Regions from separate parts of the Homo sapiens genome. Here region 1 is linked to region 2. The links are chromatin loops, found by intact Hi-C in ENCODE. Cell type or tissue: IMR-90. All regions are shown on one strand. Each heading gives the region's core, and the rest is flanking DNA. Links, peaks and the distances in the headings are about the cores only.

The links. Peaks named below come from ENCODE experiments on the same cell type or tissue, not always from the same donor. Only the 100,000 strongest peaks of a DNase experiment are listed, where the experiment ranks them.
Region 1: a loop joins it to region 2, with 12 times the contacts of the local background. A loop is called at or near these places in 2 of 110 quality-filtered maps.

Annotation. Positions count from the first base shown.
Region 1 is chr4:92,295,942-92,303,948 of GRCh38, forward strand. No RefSeq gene overlaps it. Among named protein-coding and RNA genes, the nearest start is that of GRID2, 4.0 kb to the right of the region's middle. In IMR-90, for the core only: a CTCF peak has its summit at 3,411 (motif pointing left); no DNase peak of the experiment used is centred there.
Region 2 is chr4:90,310,507-90,318,513 of GRCh38, forward strand. CCSER1 (coiled-coil serine rich protein 1) reads left to right here. Exons shown (of 11, transcript NM_001145065.2): 3 at 2,357-2,541. Among named protein-coding and RNA genes, the nearest start is that of CCSER1, 190 kb to the left of the region's middle. RefSeq lists enhancers at 4,477-4,836, 4,572-4,866. In IMR-90, for the core only: a CTCF peak has its summit at 4,768 (motif pointing right); a DNase peak (open chromatin) is centred at 4,745; H3K27ac peaks cover 138 bases; H3K27me3 peaks cover 224 bases.

The DNA of each region.
Region 1 (8,007 bases), core at 1,145-6,144, 2.0 Mb after region 2:
TGTCTTATAATTTTTGAGTGATGTTAAACATTGTGAATTCAAGAACAATAAAGACTGAGGTGAAGAACATTCATAGCCAGAAATGTATACAACTCTTCCTCTCTTAGGGTGGTAGTAAATAATTGAGTTGTGTTTGGGCTTTGTTTTTGATATATTCACCCTCATTGCCAGCCAGTCTTCTAATTTTTTCAGTGTGGGCTGGTTGAACCACATGATTGAGTGAGGACTGTGGTGTTGGAGGCTTCTATCAGTTTTTGTGCTCCCTCCCTTTCAGAATCCATTGCACTACTGTGTCAAATAGAGGGTCTCTATATCCATACTCCTTCCTCTCTAAGTAGACTGCTGTTGCTTTTTATTCAATCCTAAACTCATTACGGAGGCAGGAAGCAAACTTGCGGTTCTTCAGGTGCAGGTTCAGTCTTAGACAACATCTATGTGCCTGAGTATCAGGAATAGGGTTTTATTATTATTCTTGTCTCTCTCCTCCCCAAGAGAACTATATTCAGACTTGTATCTCTGAAGGATCTGAAACAGGAGAGATACTTTTTTCCCCTCTTTGCCTCCAGCAAGAGTACACCTCTGCTTTATATCATCATAGTATCCTGACCCATAAAAGTTTTCATAAGGTAAGACAATTTTGATTCATTCCCTCTCCCCAAAACAGTGATCTTTGCTTGATGTCAGAAAGAAAGGTTCACTAACACTTCTCCAGAAGTTGATGAGTTTTGCTTTGATCCACAGAGCACTGGATCTTTGCCTGGGACCTGGGGATAAGACAGTTTGTTGCTTCTCCCTAATCAGCTTAAAGCTTTTTTCTACCTACAGTGAAGGGTGCAGGAAAGTGGACTATAGTTTGAAGCTATTCTACCCCCATCATACCTTTAGCATTTAGCGATCCTCCCTGGTCCTCATTCTTTCCCATGAACTCCTGTGAAGATCTATAGACTAGTTTATAATTGAATGAAAATGTCCTGTGTTTGTGTTCCCAGGTGTTTTAATTTTTTTGTAATCCACATTAAGCTTTTAGGAATTCATTAAAATTTGGGTTGTTTTTTTCTTATGTGCTTCTACAGCAGCCCCTTCTGTGCTCTGATAAAATGAAACAATTTTAATGTCCTGTCTCACATCCAAGGTGCCTTCTACTTCTTGGAACTCAGTTTACTTTGTTGTCTCATTACATCAGCTGTCTGATGGGTTTAAGAAAAATAATATTTTTATATATCATCCAGTATTTTCTCACTGTTAGAATCACAACAATGTTTTTAAATTTTTATATCCTAATCATAAGCAAAAATCTATAAAGCATTTTAAAATGAAAACATGTTTATTGCTTAGTGATAGATCTTTCTTCCATCACAGAAGTTCAAAATGGAGATTAGAAATTTCTATTACAGCACAAACCAGAATTTCTCTCCAGATATGATATTCCAGCATACAGATTTGTGATCTGGCTAATAGAAATATCAAAAAACAGAAGAGAAATCAACAACAACAACAAAAATAATAATTTTACTTTTGGAATTTAGAAAATGCGTTGCAACAGTGTAACAAAGAGTGTTCAGTATGTATTATAAAAAGGGAAATTGAGGGCTAAAAACATTTGGGATATACTAGGATTAATACAGGTTAATGATTTGTTTCCTAGTAGACTTCTCTTGACTTTTAATATATTAATTTGCACTGCAGATCTGTAAGAGAAGAAAATATCTATTTAGCACTTTACAATCTTATGTGACCACGAAGCCTCCTTTATTTTTTTTTATTTTTCCCATGAACAGTATTCCATAGAGCTCAATGTGGGAAATGCTAGTTTAGATATTTTTTAAACACACTGGCATTTAAAAATGTTTAAATATTGTCTTATTTTCACAATTTTGATTTTGTTGTGTCTAATTATAGTTAAACTCTCTTGATGAAATAAAAAATGTGAAAAAGCAGCAAAGTTTAGAAAAAGGAGAGCAAACAAAATGTTGATAGTGTAATTTTATATTAACAAACTTCAGGTAAATTCTGTGAAATCTAACCCTAAATTTAGTGTCCAACCACCCCCAACTCAGCATTCTCTTTAGTCACATAAACCATACTACAAATAGTTCAAGTTAAATTTGGGCAGAGATTCATATTTTGGCTTCTATTGCTGAGATAATTTTTATTGACATATTCCAAAGAACCCTTTGAAAATATCTTCCATCTGTTCTAGACCAAATGAATAACCACTATTTGTGTTGTAAACTATGGGACTGATAAATAGGCAAAATAATCTTATGAACAGAAAACTTTGATACCTCAGTTATCTGTTTATTTTGGAATTAAGATGATTTTGTATTATGCCGCATGGGTAATATTCCACAATATTTAAAAATTTTTATTTTATCCTTTTCTTCACTCCTTAATTCATTCATCTATTCATAATCTGTTAAATGCTTAAATTCACCACCAATTTGCAGAACCAATGAGGAATAAGGAATCTATTGTATTTAATTCTAAATAAATTATGTAGCTATCCACTAAGAAATGAAATGTTTTCTATGACTCCTTTAAAATCTTCAAAGTCAATATATATATATTATACATATGTATATAAATCAAGCTTTTGTTTCTCTATTTACACTTTCTTCATGACTTGTGCTACTATAAAATACAATATATTTTATACCAAAATGTACAGTTTATCTGTGGCATATTCCATAAGTATACTCTATACGGAGCCACTTATGTGTCTAGACAAGTATGTTACAAAAAATGTTGTAAATAAAAGTTAATTATGAGAAAATAAAATTTGATTTTTTTAGGATTTAAAATGCTAATGTACACTATAGTTGACATAATACAATTGTTTTTGGCTTTTGATATACTCAGACATTTGCCTCAACTAATATGCCACATGAAAAAGATCAGTGAAATAATTGACAGAAAATTTCTTTCCCATGGCAAAGTGTAATTTCTTATTTCAAGATATATAAGATATGTATTCTTTAAAAAGCAAATAGTTATATTAACTCATTTTTGAAACTTTAATATTTATACCAGAAATTTGAATCACAAAATAATGTCTCAGTTTTCTAACCATCCTTTAACTCAGGAGTGAGTGGCATATTATTAAAGATCGTTCTATTGGTCTTTAATTCCTAAGCAAGTGATCAAACTAGAGAAAATATGAATAAAACAGATATTTATTGGAGCCTTCTAATAGAAACCTATTACTTCTATGTGAAAGGTTTAGGAGAACCAGAAGAAATAAAACTTCAGAAATTCAAGTTAACAAAAAAAACCTTAAAATATAAAGTTTGCTTCATTATAGCTATTTGATTAGTATGAGTTAATAATATCCTTGTAAACTGTTAAAAGTAGAGACATTCAAAAAGTAAGCTGATTAAATCTACATCAAGCATGGCTGCCATCTTGTGGGGACAGGATATAATGTATTGAGGGGCCAATCTCAATAATGTGCCCCTTTTGGGTTAAAGTCATCATTTGTTCTCCATCAATCAGTTGTTTGATGCTTATCAACATTTCTCTTGAAATGCCACATCAACATTTGGACAGAAAAGATAAGGTAACTAAAAGGACTATTAATGAATCCCTGTTTCTAAAAGTTCAGTATCATTGCCAATGTATAGACAGTAAGAAAACTTTAAAACTAGAAGTTTTTCACTTGAATCAACCTTAAAAACAGATAAGTTTGGTAAAGCATTCATATTTATTAATCATTTAAATTGCAAAATTATATTAGAATTTATATCTAATTGAGTTAGAAGATAATATGGCATTGTCTGATAGGGCATATAGATTTACAGTTTCATAGATTTACAGAAAGCTTTGAAAAGAAGAAAGAGATTATGAGTTTATTTTAGAAGGGAGGGAAGAGGGAAGGAAAAGGAAAGGAAGGGAAGGGAAGAAGAAAGGGAGAGATGAAGAGAGGAAGGAAGGAAGGAAAGAAGGAAGGAAGGGAGGGGAGGGGAGGGAAGGCGAAGGAAGGGAAGGGAGAGATATAAGCTATTACTGAGGATAAGATTTTCACTAGTGTCACAGACAAAATAGTTTGACAGAGCGGTAAGTGGTAAGTCAGTGTGAAGTTGACCTGAAAAAAATGAGGTCAAGATAAGGCCAGCGTAAATATGTTATACAGGAATATGTAATTTAAGTATTTTTTCAAAGCTTATTTAAAAGTCAAAACATGTGCTTTCTAAGTTTAAGCCTTCCAACAAATATTAGTACAACTTCTGGAACTCAATTTTCCCATCATTGTCTAGAAAACCAAGACACTGAATGAGAAAGCCCCTGAAGCCTCAATGAGCTCTGAACTTCTTTGATGTGCTGAGTACAAAAGTTACTCTTTCAGTCCCTCAACCAAAGGGAATTTATGTTTTTCACATCTGCAAATAAATATCCCAATTACAATTTTACAGCCATTTATCACAACTACTTGCATCTATAGATGATCAGTCTTTGCCTTTTAACAGTTTTCCTTTCATGCTCATATTAAGGTTGAAATGTACTTGGAATCTTTTGTGTGACTAGCCATATTTGTAATATGAATAATATAATCATAAATAATTAGAAATAATGATCAGAATTTATTGTGTCCCATTTTGATGATATTATTTTAAAAACCAACTCTTTTAAGTTTCAAATAAGTTGACTCATAAATTCATAGATCTTTATACTAAAACAAAATAAAACTCATGAGTCATTAAAATATAATTGAACAGTTCGTTAAAATTGACCAATGTAAGTTGATTTACTGCTGTTATAACAATGAGCAGCTGATTTTTAAAATTTAAGCATTGGTATTCTTAGCAGTTTTAACAGTGAAAATGAAATAATTATATGTTCCAAGAATTTCTATTCTATTACCTTGCTTTCTTTCCACAATTGTGCATGATTGAAGCAGTCAGCATTTGTAGTTTCCCCTCCAATGCAAATCAGTTTTTCTCAAAAATTCTGCTTTTCAAAGAAAAATAGGCATATTAGTTTAAATCTTGGGGTAGTTCAGATAATCTATCATTTCTTCAAATAATTGATGTTCAAATCATGATCGATGCCTGAATGAAGTAACAGTCTCCACCTTGGAAGAATAAACTCAACAAACATGATTTACTTACATTTTATTTTAAATAGTTAATCATTTGTTATAAAACTTTAGTTAATGAGGGTATTTTCCTGCCAATACATGCCAGAATTTCACAAGGTTTGAATTTAAGTACAGTGGGCCAGGTACATCACTTATTTCCATATAATAAGGCTTGAATTAAAGTTAAGCAGCCTTAATGAGACCAACAGATAGCTGTCATTAAAACATTTAATATGCACAGCTAGTGAATTCATATTTTTTCTTCTGGAATTTAACATCTAACTCACACATTATAAATATTTGTATCCAGCTAACTACATATTACATTATGACAGACAATTTTCTAAAGTAGTAGAAAATATAGTTAATATATATTTATTATATATTTATTAATTAGGAATCATTGAATGTAGAAATTATTTCAACAGTAAAAAGACTGATTGTTATTCTTGAAAAATCAAACAGCCAATGTTAAATTTATACTAACTTTCTTGTGTAACTTTTGGAAAGCCAAAACTTGTTGTTCTACTGTTTCTTCTGATTGGCAGGAGTGGTCATTATACCTTAAGGGCTTTTTTTGATGTGTCACCCAGACTCATTTAAATGTCTGAGTATTAGAACAGTGATTCTGAACTATGGCTGCATAGCAGAGCCCTGTATAGAGGCTTTTAGAATATATTACAGGCTGTGTCCCAAACTCCAGAGATTCTGATTAAATTAGCCTTAAGTGACCATTTTAAAAAGCTTCTCAGATTATTTCAAAGTGAATCTACATTTGAAAACTACTAAACTGGAGGATTTGGGAATAATGAAAATGCTTTGCTCACAGTACACTAAAACATTTCCAAGAGGGGAAATAGTATGAATATGACTATACAATATTTGACTTTCTCCAGGACAGATACTCATTAGCCAGGACTGGACTAGTTAATGCTCTGAAGTTCTTCCTAGTTATCTTATTCTAAGATATCATGGTGTTCTTTCCATGTTAAATGGTTATAATTTTTCTTGATAGAATACATAATGACTTACCAATTTTTAGAATGTCACTGTAAATAATATTTGAAGGAAGCTATGGGGAGTGCATCTCTTCTTTCAATTCATTATCTGAATAAGCAAAGTATAATCTATGGAATTGCATCAAAACACTTTATAAAGTAAAATGACATTAACACCAACATTAATATAATCAATATTGAGTCAATGTCTACTAATGGAAACAAAAGATAAGAGAATGATCAAAATTGAGAGTAATTAATCAGTGAATGCTTCTTGGAAGCACTGGTTTGTTCCAGATTCAGAAGGAAGTGATGAAATTCAAGTCAACAAAGGGGTTCTCTGTAAAATGCTGTGTTGAATAAAATGTGAATGAGCTTTGGTTTTCACTCTCAAGGCATTTATGATCTAACTTAGTAGTAGTTCTGTCTAACTCTAATACAAAATAGGGTGTGTTACGACAGCATAGAAGATAGATGGATTTATTCCACATTAAAGGACTGGACACTACTTCATGGGCAAAAGGAATTTGAACTAGCCCTTGAGATGGTGAAGGAGAGTGGTTGGGAGGACAAATACGTGCTTTCCAAGCAGAAATATTAACATAAGTAAAAATATGGCAGCAAAACATTTTCTGGAATGTTCAGGAAAAAGTGTACAAGATGAATGAAAACAGCCAGAAGTGAGAATGTACAACTGTGTCTGGAAAAATAGTAACCCAATTCAGAAGGCTAGAGAGAAGGGCTCAAGTGAGGGAACGGGAGGAAAAGAGGTTTGCCAAACTTGGAGGTAAGGCTTTGAAAGGTTGTGTAATGAGCTTGACATCCACACATCCAACATTCCTAAAGAATTCCAATTATAACTGAGACAATATTATGACATTAATACCTGACCTCGACTAGTCACTCGATTGTGTTAACAAATCTTCAGTTTGCAATGAGGCCAGATTGACATAAGTCAATCATTATAAGAAAAGAAGTCACAATGATCAGGATTTTATCTTAAGGAATAAGCTTGCAGAAAATCCTTTCACTGGAGACTGAGAGGCTGTCATTCAGGACTTCCTCAGCTTTTTCCATGGAAGAGAGTACCCAACTTCCTCATTCGGAATTTATCTACATAGGTTATTAAGCTACTCAATGAAATATTTTGACCAAATGTTTATGAAAAATTTTTCTGTTTTATTTAATTATTCTGCTTTTTTATTTTAATTTCAAGATCTTTTCTATCCTGATAGAGAAGAATTTCTATCAATAGAAAGGATTTCAGGAACCTTTCTCTATCCTGATTGCCTAAAAAATACACTGGAGACAGAAAAAAAAAATCATTGTATAAAAGGTAATTAGCACGTTCTCTCCTTTTTATAACTTTATAATTGAAATCTCATTAAAAGCTTTCTAGGTCTGTATTTCCCTAAGTGACCAGGTGTCCCTAATTTGTTTTCAACCAATGTGACTAATTCCAGGCAAAGACTAGAAAAAGTCTGATACCTGTTAGAGAATAGCAAGGTTAAATAAGTGGGGTGGCTTTTTTAGGTTGCATTTAACCTCGTAAAATAAAGAAAGGAAAAAAAAAGCTTCAATGTCTTTTTACAGTCCTGCCTTTTTCTCAGTCCCGGTTGAAGATTCCATGGGAAATGAGAGCACTATTTTGTTTCTCCCTTGTATTGCAGATAGGGGGAGGAGGTGGTTATTAGAGAGAAGCTCTTCCTCTCTTGGTTTCCCCCTCTCTCCGCCTGACAGCACCGCTCTCTCGCAGGCTCGCTCCTTCTCCTAGGTGATCCATTTCTAGGCAACGTGGGGCTGGTGCTGAAGCTGCCAGGCTCGCTCCTTGCTTCCTGCATCCCGCCAGGCGAAACGCTCCAAAAGCATCCTGCAGCCTGCGGCGGCTTCCCTCCTCTGGCCCGGCCCCGCTGCTCGCGCCCGGCGCAACCCCCC
Region 2 (8,007 bases), core at 1,737-6,736:
ATTGCTACTATTATTATAAGCTATTTTGCAGGCAAGAAGATGGGAGCAAAGATAAACTGTGTGTCCACAATCACAAAACTAATAATTCATTTATTGGGATATAAATCCTATGAGGTAGGCTCCTATGTTTCCCATTTTACAAATGTGAAAACAGGCTAAAGAATCATACAGCTGGTAAGTAGTGCAGTCAGATTACAACTCTCTGAATCCAAAGCTCTGGCTCTCCATAACTATGCTTTACTACATGTCATGACTTAAAATATTAAATAAAATTTATGTGACATAATGTCACGAGTAATAGGATTATAAAGTTTATCCATAAACATAGAATTTCAAAGTTTTAAATGCATGAGTTAATTTTCCAGCTGTCTTAATACTTTTCTCATTTGATACAAGATCACTTTTATGCACGTGACCATGTTTGTCCATTTTTGGAACTTTGTATTCTTTAGTCATATATGCCTAGCTCCTTTACCTGTAATATAATCATGAGAATATGATAATGATGATGATATTAATGATGGTTACCCTTTTGTATAATTAATATATGCCCAAAAATGTACTAAGAAGATTGCATGCACTGTTTCATATAGTCCTTATAAAAATTTTGCATGTCATGTTAATAACTAAAATTTATAATAAGTTAAATAACTTTATAGGGTCACATAGTTAGCAAATGATGGACTTGATATTGAAATCCAGGAAGTTTTAAAATTATATAAAAAAGAGATAGAAATGCAATTATCCTGACATATCTAATTCTTATTTAGTAATGATGACTTTCCTCAAAGCCTAATTGAATACTGCATATTTTTCTCTCTCTGGAAATTAGAGAATGATCAGTTATCTTGGAGACTATTACTATGTTGATTGGGATCCTATTTGTAACACAATAACACATTAATTTTGCTGATTTGATAATGTGTTGGCTGTTCTTGGATAAATAAGCTGGTAATGTCAACAAACTAAACTATCCTTTAGTTTTTGAAAATATTCATGTGCTATTTATAAGGATTTTATAATTTTGAAGTTTAAAATTTTAAAAACAGCTAAGTAAATGTATTTTATCCAATAAAGAGTTGCTATAGACACTAACTTTCATAATGCTAAATTTAGTTTGTATTTTGTATGAAATATTTAAGCCAGTACTTTATACACATCTAAGTGTTCTAGGTGTACAATCATGTCAGAACTAATGAGTTATCTGGCAATTTAACTTTTATTCATTGTCTTAAAAAGTTATTTAAAAAGAACTGCTATATATTGGACTAATAGATTCTGGACAGTCTTTAAACTAGTAGATGAGCCTAATTAGAACAATTTTTTCATTTACTCATTCATTCATTCAGCAAATATTTATTGTTTTAACACTATGTTAGGCACTAGGGATGTAGCAATACACAAAACAGGCCTAGATCCCTGCCTTCCTGAGGCTTACTTTCCACTGGGGATACTCAGTTAACATGCTATATATATCAGATGGTGATAACTGCTGAGGGTAAGTTTAAAGCAGAATAAAGGCTTAGGAAGCAGAAGTGGGATTCCAGTTTGCATTTTTAAATGTAACAGGATGATACCCAAGGTAACATATTGGTAAAGGTTTGAAGGAACTTAAATAATAAGTCATACAGATATTTGAGAGAAATATATTAGTGCAAGGTTGTGAGTCAAAGGCTGTGTAGGGCTGGAGCATGCCAGTGATGTACCAGAGCAGCAAGAGTCCAGTGTGGCATGAGCAGAGTGATGGAGGGGAGAGCAGGACATGAGATTGCAGAGGTGAGCAGGTGAACAGGGTGCTCCTCCTGTCCCTGGTTTGGGGACAGAGAGAGCAGTCATATGGGTCATATTATGAAGAATTTGTTATGCCATTTGAAAAACATCACCTTTTGGCTAGAGGAGTGGTGGTGATGGCCCTCACTTATGTTTTAAGTATATGATTCTGGCTACTATGTGGAATGTAGATTGTGTTGCGGGTGGAGAGGCAGATGAGAGTAGGCAGAGGTAGGAGAATTGTAGCAAATATTGCAGTAACCAAGCCAGCATAGATTTGGTCCAGGGTCTTAGAAGGAGAGGTAGAAGGAATCAGATTCTGTATACAGTTTGAAGGAAATAAGGACAGGATTCATTTATGTGATTAATGTGAGCAACGAAGCAACAAAGGATGACTCCAAACGTTTTGGGCTTCAAAGAGATTACATGATTAAGTGAACTAAACTGATGCTATACATTTAAAAGTTTTCTTGTGATAGAGAAACTTTGAATAACACTAAGAGTTTTTCATGATCTTTCAGTGGGACATTTGTAAAAACTACATTTAAATATTTACCTTCATTTTTATTTATTTTCCTTTCCATAGTTCTTGCCAGTAGTCTCAGTCCATTTCGTGAAGGAAGATTTATAGAGAGGAGACTGCGATCCTCGTCAGAAGGCACTGCAGGGAGTAGCAGAATGATTTTGAAACCGAAAGATGGAAATATAGAAGAAGTTAATAGTTTAAGAAAGCAAAGAGCAGGTTCTTCATCTTCAAAAATGAACAGTTTGGTAAGTATATACATATGTCTGCCTCTAATAAAATAATGCTGTCTATATCCGACATGTTCATGTCTCTTGCAAAATGAACACAGACTACAGGATAGACACCTCATATTTGAAGGGAAAATTTGTTTCCATAGTTGACATTACAAGTCAGAGAAACAAATTTTTCACCTAGGTCAGGATGGAGTTCACCATGACAGCTGTCTTTAGTTCCTGTCTTCCTTGCTTCCATGGAAAGTTTGACATTCTTTATTCTAGAACAAGACACTTGAATACAGAAACTAGGGAAAATGCTGAACATGAGGCTCCCCTTTGACACCATTATTTCACATCTTCTCTCCACCATATAGCCCTCCAGAAAATACCCTTTTGTAAATCACACTTACTCCAGTACCACTCTTAGTCCCTGTAGACCCTATCCTCGCTGTCCTCCTGCAGTGCCCTTCCACAAAGGGTGAGGAGTTGGTGTGAAGCTTATGAGGACCAATGTGAAATGCCCATCCAATGCTTGCATACATTGGAGGTAATCAAGATACCCTATTCCTGGTCCAAATTGTAGAGCCTGCTTTTAGTATGAGGGTGGAGGTGGGGTGTGTGGGGAGAGGCATGGTCTGAGTTTGTATGTGTGAACTAGGGTGTCACAGAGGCATTAGTATGAAGCTCCCTCATGGTATGAGATGGACCCAGGGGTGGGAAGAGATGAGGGGCGAACTGCAGCCTTGGGTCCATGTGGCCTCAGGTTTCACAAGTATTAGAGTGTGATTGCCTTTTGGAGATCACTTTGCTCACCTTCTCACAAATGTGTCCTTTTTCAGCAGTGTATTTAACATCTATTATCTAAAAATGTTCCTTAAAATAATCTTTCTACCTACCTATCCATGCATATATGTGAAAAATGCTCAAAAATAAATCACTTATGATATCTCTATTGTTTTACATAATTGGGTTTCAAATGAAAATATTAGGTAATTGAGATCTGATAATTATTTTGTGAAGAAGCCTTAAGTTAGTAAGGTAACATTGTGTGATAGCAAAATCACTGTGCTTGATGTTAGAGGTTTTAATCGTTTTTTTCTGGTGTGACCATTTCTTAATCCTGGGCAAATTTGTAACCACAAAATAGCAAGTGATAATAGGTGTCTTGTTTCCATTATACTAAAGAATGACTATGTGAGTATGTGTTTACATTTGTACATATGGAAACATATATTTCATGCTTCGTTTTGTTCTTTTGTGCATTGGCTATTATATTATTATTGTTGCAGTGGATATTTTTGGTCTAAGTATGAAAATATGTTAAAGCGGATTTCCAATTGATGCACCATTAAAAGTTAGGACTAATGAAGTATTACAAAACATTTATCATCACAACATTTTCAGTATTTCTTCATGGAGAGGCATTTATATTAATAGGGTTACACTATTCAACTTGCTCAAAGTTGTGCCTTTTACATATTCTCTCATATCTCATGTGTTTTTCATACTGCATTTAATTTAAATAATTCTAGTTTGAGACAAGCCTAGGCAAAATATTGAGAACTCATCTCTAAAAAAAAATTTAATAATTAGCTAGAAGTGGTTGCACCTGTAGTTCCAGCTACTCAGGAGGCTGATGTGGGAGGATCACTTGGGTCCAGGAGTTGGAGGCTGCAGTGAGTTATTGCACCACTGCACTTCGGCCTGGGCAACAGAGCAAGACCTGGTCTCGATAAGATAAATAAAAAATAAATAAATAAATAAATAAAATGTAAAAAGTGCTTCTTATAATATCACAAAGTCACTCTTCTCAGATTTACTTTTTTTTTTTTTTTTTTTTTTTTTTTGAGACAGAGTCTCGCTCTGTCTCCTAGGCTGGAGTGCACTGGTGCGATCTCGGTTCACTGCAACCTCTACCTCCCCAGTTCAAGCAATTCTCCTGCCTGAGCCTCCCGAGTACCTGGGATTACAGGCACCTGCCACCATGCACAGATAATTTTTGTATTTTTAGCAGAGAGGGGGTTTCACCATGTTGGCCAGGCTGGTCTTGAACTCCTCCTGACCTCAAGTGATCCACCCGCCTCAGCCTCCCAGCGTGCTGGGATTACAAGCGTGAGCCACCACGCTCAGCCCTCCGATCCGCTTTTAAGATTTAAAACTTAAGAAACAAAAGTGGTTTTGTTCCTTTGAGGCCTTATATTTAAATTTTCAAAAGTGTGCCTGTAGTATTATAGTCTGTCCACTAGATGGCAGAAAGACACCACTGCCGTGGTGGTGGACAGTATATCAGGGTTGGAACAGAAACTTGGTAAAATATTGTACATGTTCATTGGATTTACAGATGAAACTTACTGAAATAAATACTGAAACTTTTGAATTTCCTAAAGAGAACTACCAAAAACTACTTCACGATCTTACCATCTTCCTTTGGATTTTACAAGTTATGTCTCATCTTTCAGTTACTTTACAGTTTATTCATTTTTTATTTTAATTTTTAATTTTTTTAAGGCAGAGTCTCACTCTGTCACCCAGGCTGGAGTGCAGTGGTGCAGTCTCGGCTCTCTGCAACCTCCCCTCCCCGGTTCAAGTGATTCTTGTGCCTCAGCCTCCCGAGTAGCTGGGACCACAAGTGTGTGCCACCATGCCTGCCTAATTTTTGTATTTTTAGTAGAGATGTGGTTTCACCATGTTGGCCTGATTGGTCTTGAACACCTGACCTCAGGTGATCCACTCACATCACCTCCCAAAGTGCTGGGATTACAGGTGTGAGTCACCGCACCTGAGCAGTTACTTCACACTTAATTAATTAATTTAAAATGCATGAAATATGTTTTTTAACTTGTAGCACTGTAAGGAAGAAATGGTAGGGATTATTTAGTTCTAGATACATGTGAAACAAGTGATGTATATTTGGAAAATTGTAGCTGTCTGTGTGAACACTGGCACATTTTCTATATTCCTCTTCCAAAATAATTTAAGCAACTGCATGTATTTAAGAATGTATCCATGGTTCAGTTATTTTATTTTAAAGCAATTATAATAGAAACATGTGTTTTTAATGCTTGTTGGAACCAAGTGACTACTTTTAATGCCTGACATGTATTATCACATTCAGTCCTCACAACAGTACTATCAACTAAATGATTCTGTGGTGATCAAATTTTGCGAAAGAGGAAAATAAGGTACTGAGAAGATAAGCAGGTTGCCTAAAATGACATAGCTCATAAATGGCAGAGATAAGATTTGGATTTGGATCCTTTCTAAGTTCAAATCCTACAATCTTTTGGGAAAATGTATTCGATTTAAAATTAAGTTGAGCCATTTTTCAATTGTTTGCATCAATTTGGTGTAATGAAATTAAAACATTTAAAGCAATCTAACCTTGCTTGCTCTAAGTCTAGGCTGCAGCATTCTGTAAGAGATACAAAAGAGGAAAACAGAAACAAAATTTAGTGCTTAATCTGAACTTAAAATGCGGTCATGTTTCTTGAAATGCTGATGAATAGTATCAATGTCCTTACTGAGAGATATCCCATCAAAAAGGAACTTTGTCACAAAAGAGGATATTCATACTTAGCAGTTTTGTAATACTTCTTTACTCCTAACTTTTAATGTTAGCATTAATGCAGCCCTTCATGTAGTTCATGGGGATTTCAATTCTCATAATAAAATATGGCTCTATTTATTAAGATGCTGAGCATTTCCTGAAAGACCGAAGATATTACCTGATGGATTAGATATAGTTAGATATACCACAGTTCTGTTGTTTTTGTGTACTTCTGGGGTATTTCAATCTGGAAGCGAAAGGACAGGATGTATGAACTCTTCAAACATCAAATGCCGAGAACAAATTGGGATTGGCTTAGGTTTATTAAAGGAATCCAAAGTAAATTTGGAACAATTTGATAAGTGTTCACATTTATTATATTTTTTCAAACCTCTTTATAGTATTTTTCCAATTTTTCTCTAATGAGTAGCTTTCTGAATACATTTCTTGCGATTGTCCAAAAAATTTAAAATGCTGTTCTAGAAAAAAGTTAAAGAACATATTTCTTTAAAGAACTTACTTCAGGAAGTTTCTCTCCAGACTATGGTATATAAATGTATACATGTAAGGATTTCTCATGGGTTCTCCAATGGCTTTACATAGGGAATTCTAACTCTAAATATTTACAAGATTACTCTCTAAAAAAGTTAATGTGAGAGTAGATTCATATATAATGAACAATACAGAAGACCTGGTACCGTTAAAGGAAGGAAAAATGCCTAAGTGGATGAGTCAGGATAAACTTGGCTAAGTGATAAAAAATACCGCTGGGCGTGGTGGCTCAAGCCTGTAGTCCCAGCACTTTGGGAGGCTGAGGCAGGCAGATCACTTGAGGTCAGGAGTTCAAGACCAGCGTGGCCAAGATGGTGAAACCCCGTCTCTATTTGCATTTTGTAAAAATACAAAAATTAGCTGGGCATGGTGGCCAGTGCCTGTAATCCCAGCTACTCGGAAGGCTGAGGCAGGAGAATTGCCTGAACCTGGGAGGTGAAGGTTGCAGTCAGCTGAGATCATGCCACTGCACTCCAGCTTGAACAACAAAGTGAAACTCTGTCTCAAAAATAAATAAATAAAATAAAATAAATAAATAATAACTTCCAAATCTAGCGACTTATATAATATAGATTTCTTTCTCACTTAGGCTACATGTTTATTGTGGAAGGCATTGGGGTTCTGTTCAATGTCTCCTCCTCCTGTATTCAGGCTGTGGAAGCAGCTAACTCTGCAAACATTGCCTTTTACCATGGCAAAAAGAAAGAGATCTCTGGAGGTCCCTGTAATAAAATACTTTGAATTGTGAAACTCACTTTCTTCTGCTCACAACTCATTGGTCAGATCTAATCATATGGCCCAAACTAGAAACAAAAGCAGCCAAGAATAATAATGAGTTTCCTGTATCTAGAGGCGGAGACTTAGGTTTGGTGAACACTTAATGACTCATATTCCCAAATATTTTGTTGTATCCAAGTTCTTTTAATTAATCGAGATTTACTGACTGCCTCCTCTTTCCCTTTTGTCCAGAGTCATTTAATGGGCCCTGACTTTGTGCTTCACACTGTCCTGGTCTTTGTGGTTGAAAAGATGAAAACATCTCTGTAACTGAAGAATTCATATATACTACAGGTTTTATTCTTTAGAATATTCTCTCTTCCTTACTTAAAGGCCTTGAGATGTGTATCTTAAGTGAACTAAGTTTACTTTTTTCCTTGACTCAAGGAATCTTTACTATTTTTGTAAGTATTTATTTTCATTGCACCAAGCAGTTGGTTTTGAAGGTTGCATTATCTTCAGATTACTCAGCAAATGCATTTGCAAAGTTGCCCTGTACTATTTGTGCTAAGTGATTCAGACAACTTTCATTTATGGCCAATTTTACTCTGACACAGCATGTTTTCTTTCATTTAGCATCCTGCTGCTTTTATGTGGAAACTGTGAATGACACAGTAAAA